2 separate regions of the Homo sapiens genome follow, and region 2 is linked to region 1. A link is a contact called in ENCODE POLR2A ChIA-PET data. All regions are on one chromosome and are shown on one strand. The core of a region is the stretch at or near the end of the contact, and the rest is flanking DNA. Distances in the headings are between cores, read along the strand shown.

The links. ChIA-PET counts read pairs that join two places held with the same protein, here RNA polymerase II (POLR2A).
Region 2: POLR2A ChIA-PET joins it to region 1 with 11 read pairs in BJ. The contact joins two enhancer-like sites. POLR2A ChIA-PET finds 5 or more read pairs at or near these places in 4 of 52 experiments (BJ, GM12878, HepG2 and 1 more).

Annotation. Positions count from the first base shown.
Region 1 is chr20:50,516,839-50,521,956 of GRCh38, forward strand. All of the region lies in intron 1 of PTPN1 (protein tyrosine phosphatase non-receptor type 1), which reads left to right. Among named protein-coding and RNA genes, the nearest start is that of PTPN1, 9.0 kb to the left of the region's middle. RefSeq lists a silencer at 3,788-3,837. Within about 2 kb of position 2,738, at least 8 of the 41 ENCODE cell types and tissues checked have a DNase peak (open chromatin) inside an H3K27ac peak, as active enhancers do.
Region 2 is chr20:50,660,852-50,665,969 of GRCh38, forward strand. All of the region lies in intron 1 of RIPOR3 (RIPOR family member 3), which reads right to left. Among named protein-coding and RNA genes, the nearest start is that of RIPOR3-AS1, 18 kb to the left of the region's middle. RefSeq lists an enhancer at 5,042-5,118. Within about 2 kb of position 2,782, at least 13 of the 41 ENCODE cell types and tissues checked have a DNase peak (open chromatin) inside an H3K27ac peak, as active enhancers do.

The DNA of each region.
Region 1 (5,118 bases), core at 1,488-3,987:
CCTTTATGTTGTAATTTTAGGAAGAAACCTACATCTGGTCTAAGTTTCATTTGAATAATATGATAGTTTACACATCTGCCATATTTGAGAAGAAAGTACCTAAGTCTCCAGCATTTTAGAAATAATGCTTTACTTTGTGTAGAAATGGTCTTTAGAGTTTAATAGCTGCTGCCCTCTCCTTTTTCAAAGCAGCTTGACATAATCATGAGTATCTTGCTGACAGCTTGTAAATTTTGATTGTATGAAAACTGAAAATAAGACCATTTCACATGGAAGATTCCCTCCTGCCCTGAAACAGCCAAAGAAAACTGTAGCCATCAAATCTATTGATCTCTGGGCTTTGGTACAAGTCACACTACTACAAATAAAATAATACCAAGTACTTATAAATGATTTTCAGTCCTTTTAAAGTTTATTTTTTTAATATTTTTTTTGAGATGGGGTCTTGCTGTGTCGTCCAGGCTGGAGTGCAGTGGCACAATCTTGGCTCACTGCAACCTCCACCTCCTGGGCTCAAGTGATCCTCCCACCTCAGGCTCCCAAGTAGCTGAGACTACAGGCATGTGCCATCACGCCCAGCTAATTTTTGTATTTTTTTGGAGTAGAGATGGGATTTTGCTGTGTTGCCCAGGCTGGTCTTGAACTCCTGGGCTTAAGCCATCTGTCTGCCTCAGGCTCCCAAAGTGTTGGGATTACAGGTGTGAGCCACTGTGCCCGGCCCAGCCCTTTTTTTAAGAGAAAAACGTATGACATCGTTCGATTTACTGAGTGCTTATGGTTTTACTAAGGCAGTAAGGTTTTATGGATACCCTATGGTAATTAGATAGAATTAGTGCTCTGAAGTCAGCTCTGTAATATGGACTCAGAGTAAACATGGCAAAGGGACACTTAAGGTCTGCATTTTCTCTGGGAAATAAACGTATTCTTTACTACTCTGAATCTAGTGCTGGGAAATTCTAAATCCTTCTTGAGGATTAACCACTTGAAGTAAAGTTTTGGGTCCCAAGTAGGCTTGTGTCCCTGTCTCCTTCTCTTTACTTTTCAGATGTTTCTTCCTAGAGACTGAGGTATATTTTACTTTTACAGATGAAGAAGGAAGCCTCGGCTGTGTTTGTGGCTTTTGTGGGTGAGCAACATCACTTGCAAAGATAAGATGAGCATAGCAAAACTAGGCTTTCAAAATAATTTTTAAAAATTTCTTAGTGATTAGAAAAGGAAAACTCTTCCCTTGTCTCTGTTAAGAAACGTTTTTCGACTTTTTTCCTTTCTTAATGGATCTTTTATTGGCACTTCTCTTCCTTTTGCAGAATCTTACTTAAAAGTCACTACGTTACATTACAGCAAACAGCTTAGCTAATTTTTATCCAGATGGGCCCCGGTTACAGGATTGTACACTATTGCGAATTTCTTACAGGAAAGTGAACATCAAGTAATTATTCCAAATAGAGTTCTCTTAAGAACGTGAGTTACTTAAAAATGTCTAAGGATGAAGTCACTTCTGAATATAACTTCACTCAAGAGAACAAATAAGCAAACTGCATTTAGCATAACATGGTAAATTAGCTTTAACTCTCCTTGATGTTTGAACATTTGTCGCTGTTAACTACTGTTTCACTTTTCAAATAGTCAGGGCTTAGTTTGCTTCTGTAAGGATAAAGGGAAAATACGCCTTCACTGAGTCATAAATATTTTTGTGGCTAACTTTTGCACAGAGAAAAGAGGCCTCTAAGAAGGTACCCAGTGAATTTTTTTTTCGGGGCAGGGAGAGAATATGTCATTTTTTGGTTTGTTGTTGTTGTTGTCATTGTTTTGCTTTGTTGTTTTTACTCTGAACTGAACTGTATCTTGACAGCACTTTTGAATTAAGAGCATTACTCTTATTGTTCTCTACTACCTGGACGCCACCTCCCTGTTGCCATAGTGTTAAGGATCATGCTCCGAGGTGGGGTGAGGCAGAATGGGGCCAAGATCAGAAAGTTACATTAAGCTACATCAGGTTTATACAAGCATAAAACCAAATTTTTGGAGCAGTCCCCAGAATACAACCTGGTTTAGCCACACCTAAAGGTTGCTCTTGAATATTCCTTGAGAATCCACATCCCTAGAATGCTGGGTTTCAATGGGCCCTTTATGTACCTATCATGGTGTCATTTCTGAGCATTTCTAAATATTCCTTCATGTCTTACTGACAGTTTTTCTTGAATAAATCTTAGGAATATTAGTGCCATTATCAGTATTTTGTTTGGTCTGTTCACACCACAAATAACTACCCAGGTCTGCTACTTGCCCCTATTTCTCTACCTGCTAATGAAAATGCTTTTGAAAGTTTGAGTAACAGTATTGGAGTGTGCACAGTGGTATTGGTAGGTTCTGTACTCATCCTTAACCACTTGTTTTCATCCTTTGTGAGCTTGAAGTTTCTCCAAAAAATTTATCACAAAACTTATCAGACATAGTTAATACACTCAGAGAGAGAATCACTGAAAAAGTAGATGTAGTTTAACAAACCCAGTGCCTTTTTTTTACCCATGAATACATATTTGTCAACTAAACCTCATTTTGCAACTTGTTCCACTACTCGAATGGTAACAAACTTTTGGTTTCCCAATAGATTTGGAAGATGTTGCTTTTGAAAGTAGGAAATAGATGGCTTTAGAAGATGGAAGAATATTTTGTTTGAAGTGGGAGCGTGGTATGTCCTTAGCTGTCTGTGAAATGCAGCTGAAGATGGGTGTGGGCCTTCATCTGCATTTCCCATCTTCAGTTTGAGGAGGTAGTTACCCTTCTAACCACTTAAGAACTGCATGGTACATGCTGTTTTATTTACAGGGCAAAACTGTGCTCCCGTAGTTTCCCTGGTGCTTGCCTTCACGTTAACACAGTGTCATCGTTTGGCAGTGTTTATGTGCCAGGGTCCATGTTAGAAGGAGGAAAGGTATAGCGAAGTTAAAGGGTGCAGTTGGCCTCCCACCTTTAGTTTTGTAAGTGCCTTTAAAGTTTGATTTTTGTAGGTTGATCATAAGGAAGTGATAAGTATGTTAGGTTATTTGTGGTTTGAGCTAATTTTAGTCTCTTTTTACAGCTTGCTTTGTATCCTTTGCCATTAAAACATGCTTTCTAGAAAGACAACTTTTGAATGTAGGACACAGTCTATATTCTATACTTGGCTACATTTCAAAAAATATTTTCTCAGTACTTTGGAAGTTGGACAGTTGGAAGCATAGTGACAGTATTTAAAAATCTTTGATTCCGGCCGGGCATGGTGGCTCACGCCTGTAATCCCAGCACTTTGGGAGGCCGAGGTGGGTGGATCACTTGAGGTCCGGAGTTCAGGACCAGCCTGACCAACATGGTGAAACCCTGTCTCTACTAAAAATACAAAATTAGCCGAGCGTGGTGGTACATGCCTGTAATCCCAGCTACTCAGGAGGCTGAGGCAGGAGAATCGCTTGAATCTGGGAGGCGGAGGTTGCATTGAGCCGAGATCATACCATTGCACTACAGCCTGGGGGACAAGAGTGAAACTCTGTCTCAAAAAAAAAAAAAAAATTAAGTGATTTCTTTGCTTTGTGACACTTCTACTTTTCCAGCAAGTAAATTATATTCTTTCATACAGGTATGAAATTCTTGTTCCAAGCTAGTGGTTAAAAAGGCACAGTTGATATTAGAGGATTTGTAAAAGATTATGACCACGCCTGCAATGTACTGAAGCAAGGCTTTGCTGGGCTGTGTATAGGAAACCTTCCCCAGCCTGTGCCCTTGCTTGATAGAACATTTTGCTCCTAAGGGTAGGTGCCTGTATCTGTCTCCAGTACTGGTTAGTTTCACACAGAACAGTTGTGTTTCAGAGCTTTAGTCTCAAGCTGCCCTGCTCCCCTGAAGCAGCCACCCTGAGCATGTGCACTCACAGGAGGGGACATGTGAGGTCATGGAAGAAGACGACTCAGGAAGAAGAAGACTTGGGTTTGGGTTCTGACTCTGCCTTTGACTGTTGTGGGATTTTGAGGAGTTGCATACAGGATCTGTAAAATGTAGTCATTAGACTAGACTAGACAGCCATATAGCATTACCTAGATGTAACTTTCTACAAAGACATGGTCACAGGAGAAGACCAGAGGGTGGGGTGATCTTTCTGGAAAAATTGGGGCTTCATGCCTTACTCATGCTAGATATGGTAGCATTATATGGCTGTGCCTGATCCCCCTAATCTAAAAGTGGGACAGAACTTTAAAATTTCATATTAACTCAAATTAAAACTTGAAAAAAACCCATTATTTCCTTAAAAATAATAAAATGCCCTGTGGGGGCATAAGTCACATTATATTTTAAAATTCCTGAATGCCACATGGATGAATGTAGTTCCTTTTGAAATTCTTCTTTTGTCTAAAGAGGAATGTTGGATTTTGTAATTGGACTAAAAAATCTTCCATTTGAGAGAGAAACAGTCTGCTGCATGTTCTACCCTTGTTCAGGATAAAACCCACTAATAGCTAACATTTATTGAATTCTGTGTTGTGCCTCAGGCACTGTGCAAAGTCCTTTACATGCAATGCTGTTTATTATATACTGTCAATTGGTCTATAACAGCAGGAAATGTTTCAGGAGGACAATGAGGTCCCAGACCCTCAGTCTTCTCCTGTGTCCTGGATTCAGCTTCACAATAGCACTATGGCAGTGTGGCCACTGCTTCAGCTTCCACATACATGGCTGTGAAGAGAGACAGGGGATTGTGCTAAGCCTCCCCGATTTATTAGGACATAGGAGGAGAGAGTTTGTAGTTTTTGACCTTTGCCTAGTTTTCTAACCTCTTTCCTAGATGTCACAAATTGGCCACCCACAGTCATATTTTGCTTGCTTCACGCAATGCTTTTTAAAAAAGAGAAGAGTTTAATTTGTGCCATTGTTTATAAATGAATCAGGAGAAATGACATGCAACTCTGGATTCTGGCCTCTCTTGAAAAATCTGAAAATCACACCGTCTGAGCTTACACTGGCAGTGGTCTGCTGGACTGAGGGACACAACTCCTTTTGGATGTACATGTGTGCGTTGCAGAGTTTACCACAGTCCCACAGTGGGTCACACTGTCCTTGTCGGTGTACACTACCTAGCACTTGAGT
Region 2 (5,118 bases), core at 1,532-4,031, 140 kb after region 1:
TCAAGGGATCCTCCCACCTCAGCACCCCCCACCTATGCCCTCAAAGTAGCTGGAACTACAGGAACCACCACACCTGGCTAATTAAAAAAAAAAAATTTTGTAGAGGCCGGGTGCGGTGTCTCATGCCTGTAATCCCAGCACTTTGGGAGGCCGAGGTGAGTGGATCACCTGAGGTCAGGAGTACAAGACCAACCTGACCAACATGGTGAAAACCTGTCTCTATTAAAAATACAAAAATTAGCTGGGCGTGGTGGCACATGCCTGTAATCCCAGCTACTCGGGAGGCTGAGGCAGGAGAATCGCTTGAACGCGGGAGGCGGAGGTTGCAGTGAGCCAAAATCACGCCACTGCACTCCAGCCTGGGCAACAGAACGAGACTGTCTTAAAAAATAAAAAAAAAAATTGTAGGGACACAGTTTCACTATGTTGCCCAGGCCAGTCTTCAACTCCTGGGCTTAAGCAATCCTCCTGTCTTTACCTCCCAAAGTGCTGGGATTACAGGCATGAGCCACCACACCCAGCCTAACATGTTTTTAATAACCAAAAGAAAATAAACATCTCCATAGCCTTGTGACACATCCTTTTTTAACCTGAAATTGGTAGAGTAGGTTTCTGATTCATAGAACCCAAACAAACATTCCTCCCTAAAGCAGGCAGAGGCTCTTTGGGAGAGTTTACTTTCAAAACAGTGTCCCTGCAAGTCCCAAGTGACAAGTTCCCCTTTCCTGGTCTGAAGCATTCTGAGGAGAGGCAAAGAGGTTAAGGCTTAGCTGCAGGAACACGCTGTCCCCACGACAACCCCTTCTCAGCCTCGGAACTGCTGTTATCAGAGTTGTGTTGTCTCTTGAAGGTCCGGACAAAGGGTGAAGCCAGGACTCCTGAGTCTAAAGGGCAGGTCGGGGCCTGGGAGAGAAGGGGAAGCTGGCCTGGGGCAGAGATATGTTTTCCATTTCCCCTGGGGTCCCGCGCAGGACAGCTGCTGTCCATAGCCAGTTCAGCCAACCGTGGGAGGAATCACATTCACTCGACAGGCAGGCAGTGGCGGCACTGGGATTTGAACATGGGGCTGATGGGCTCCAGGCGTGGCACCTGTGCCACTACAGTGCGGGGAAGCTCTGACTGCTGCAGCCTCCGTTGTCGCCACATCTGCCCTCGAATTTCCCTTCCAGCTGGTTCTGCAATCAGCAGCCCCTCCAGACATCCCTGGGAGGCTCCAAGGAGCTGACTCCTGATGAGGAAAAGGATCAGCCGCAGACTCACTCCTCCTCCAGCCACTTCCAGACCCACGGGAGGCGTGGGTGTGACCCAGACTACCTGGGAGCATCTGCTTTTGTCTTTATCCAGGGCAGGACCCTCTGAAGGAGGAGCCCTCAGAGAAGAAGGGAAAAGCCAAAAGGAATTAAAAGCCAATTTCCAAATGGAAATAAATAAGCAGTCATAATTGGCCACATTGGTGAAATTGGGCACTAAGGGCCAGGCAATGGGCTGTGGGATAATGTCACTTGAGGCTTACGGCCACGCTCAGAGGAAGGTGCTGAGGTCCAGGGAGGTTCAGGCAGGTGACATGACTCACCCAGAGCCACTGGCTGGAGAGTGGCAGGGCTAGCTTGGAGCCCAGGTGGTGGACTTCATAGGTGCAGCCGTGACTGCTGTCATCCCTCCCATGGGGAGTTGTTGCAGAGAGTGAGACACAGCGCCCTAAGCTATTTCTCCATCTGGTGTGCCTGGATGCCTCTGCCCACCCAGGACCCTCCTCTCGGGTGGCCCACCACTGCCCTTCCATCACAGTTCATACCTTCTCTCGTGGACCCACAGGGGTGTCCACTGGACCAGGACCCCAGGGAGGATCCCAGTCCTGGCCCCACCACTCTCTGGCTGGTGACACGGGGGAAGTCAATTCTTTCCAAGCCTCAGCTTTCTCACCTGTACAATGGGAGTTTGTGCTAGACAAGAAGTTTTCAGGACGGACACAGTGGCTCACGCCTGTAATCCCAACACTTGGGGAGGCCGAGGCGGGTGGGTCACTTGAGGTCAGGAGTTCGAGACCAGCCTGGCCAACATGGTGAAACCTCATCTCTACTAAAAATATAAAAATTAGCCAGATTGTCATAGCGCATGCCTGTAGTCCCAGTTACTCGGGAGACTGAAGCCAGGAGAATCACTTGAACCGGGGAGGTGGAGGTTGCAGTGGGCCAAGATCTCACCACTGTACTCCAGCCCGGGTGACAGAGAGAGACTGTCTCAAAAAAAAAAAAAAAAAAAAAAGTTTTCAAACTGCTGACTGCACCTGTTTGTAGGCCCTGAGCTCAACTGAGTGAGTCACACAGGTATTCACTGACGTGATTCTGCCTCCAAGGCCACATTTTCTCCAGTGCACCTCTGTCCTTCAGCAAGTGACCTGAGGCTGGGACTGCCACATGCTGCCTCCCATCAGCACCTTACCCAGACCTACTGCTGGCTACAACGTGCTTAATGATTGTCAGGTGGCTCACATACCCTGTTCTGTTCGGCTTCACAGTGTCTGCCAGCCCGTGGAGTATGGCACAGTGGCTACTAGCCAGGGTCAGGCAGTGCGACTCCACCTCTCCAAGCGCCCCAGTGCAGCGTCTGATCATAGGGAATAACTCTACCTGCTTCACAGGACTATTCTGTGAATACTAATTAGGATAACATATGTGAAGGTCTTGGCGTTGTGAGCACATGAGCCCAAGGTCAGCTCCCTAAAATGATGAAGTTCATATCACAAGAGGCCCCTAGAGGTCAGGACAGCCTTTCGGTACCTTTCTATGGCAAACAAGCGGCTGGTTCTCTGCCACCTATTTTCTCCCCTTCATTGGGCAAGACTGAGCTGGCAGAATAATGGCCACATCAGTATTTACTCTCTACTTTCTGGCTTCCCTAGATTGGTGCCAGCCATTTGTCCCCCCATCCAAGACAACCCTGATCCCCATCCCCAGAAGGAAAACACCTCACCTCTCTCACAATTTGAGAATGGCTGTCAACTCGAGCACATTATTAGATTTAATTGTATCTAATACTTGAATACCTAATATATTACTTTCTCTCTCTCTCTCTTTTTTTTTTTTTTTTTTGAGATGGAGTTTCATTCTTATTCCCCAGGCTGGAGTGCAATGGCGTGGTCTCGGCTCACTGCAAACTCCGCCTCCCGGCTTCAAGCGATTCTCCTGCCTCAGCCTCCCGACTTGCTGGGATTACAGGCTCTCGCCACTACACCTGGCTAATTTCTGTATTTTTAGTAGAGACGGGGTTTCACCATGTTGGTCAGGCTGGTCTCGAACTCCTGGCTTCAGGTGATCCACCTGCCTCGACCTCCCAAAGTGCTGGCACTATAGGCGTGAGCCACCGCACCTGGCCCCAATATATTACTTTCAAGGACAAAAACTGCAATTACTTTTGCACCAACCTAATATTTAAGGTAGGACACCGTGAAGCCCAGTGAGATCTCTGTGGTGGACAAACAGCGTGGCTGCTAGGCTGTGAGCCCTCCCGCCTGTCTGCTCTCCATGCTGTGCGCCACTCCTGAGAGCTGGGTCAGCAGTCGCACTGTTGGCTTTGCTCTGACCTCGAGTCTATTTCTTTTCCATGTGTGTGTGCAGCCGCTGCCTGGAGTGGAAATCTCCACTGAGGGACAGACCTTCTTTCAAGGCTCACATCAGGCAGGATCCCACGGGAAAGGGGGCTGGCTGAGTCAGGAGGGTTCTCTGCCTGAGTTCCCGTGTGACATTGGGCAAATCACTCAACGCTCAGAGCTGCGCATTTTTATCTCCATCTGCTTGGAGCAGGAATTGCAAAGAGTTTCAGCTCAGGTTCCAACGCCAAGGTGGGAGATATTGGTTGCTTTGGGTATAGTGTTGAGATAGATTCTGAGGCTGTGTATGGGCTCACTAGGAAAGGGTGCTGTGTCTGCCATGAAGTGGGAAATCGGTGGGGGAAGAAAAAAGAAACCCGGCTGGGCACGGTGGCTCACACCTGTAATCCCAACACTTTGGGAGGCCGGGGCAGGAGGATCACCTGAGGTTAGGAGTTTGAGACCAGCCTGGCCAACATGGCAAAAACTTGTCTCTACTAAAAATACAAAAATTAGCCAGGCATGGTGGCGCATGCCTGTAATCCCAGCTACCTGGGAGGCTGAAACAGGAGAATCACTTGAACCCAGGAGGCAGAGATTGCAGTGAGCCAAGATCATGCCACTGCATTCCAGCCTGGGTGACAGAGCGAGACCCTGTCTCAAAAATAAAACCCAAAAAACAAAACAAAACAAACAAAAAAACCCCATGGTGCTGGCCGGGTGCGGTGGCTCACGCCTGTAATCCCAGCCTTTTGGGAGGCTGAGGCAGGAGGATCACTTGAGCCCTAGAGTTCAAGACCAGCTTGAGCAACATGGCAAAACCCTGACTCTACTAAAAATACCAAAAAAAAAAAAAAAATGCTGGACGTGGTGATGTGTGACTGTGGTCCCAGCTACTCAGGAGGCTGAGGCAAGAAGATTGCTGGAGCCTAGGCCTGTCTGGCTAACTTGGCTCTACCTTGGCTCAGAGCCCCCTCTTCCTTTTTTTTTTTTTTTTTGAGATGGAGTCTCGCCCTGTCGCCCAGGCTGGAGGGCAGTGGTGTGATCTCGGCTCTCCGCAACCTCCGCCTCCCGGGTTCAAGCAATTCTCCTGCCTCAGCCTCCTGAGTAGCTGGGATTACAGGCACGCACCACGACACTGGGCTAATTTTTTGTATCTTTAGTAGAGATGGGGTTTCCTCATGTTGGCCAGGCTGGTCTCGAACTCCTGACCTTGTGATCCACCCGCCTTGGCCTCCCAAAGTGCTGGGACTACAGGCATGAGCCACTGTGCCTGCCGGGTGGGTTTCTTATGGCGAATGATCCCACACCACTTTTCAGTGCACGTAGTTACATGGAGTAGAACACAGACAGTCACACCTCCACGTTCTTTTGGCCACCATGACTGGTTCAACCAAGGAATCTGCTCCAAGCTAGGTGAAGGAAAATCAGCCCTAAGGCCCCCCGTCGCCACGCACCTCACTGTATCCAGCTATACCTAAAGCCAAACCGAATCCCAGACATCTAAATTTTATGAGCCAGTAAATTCC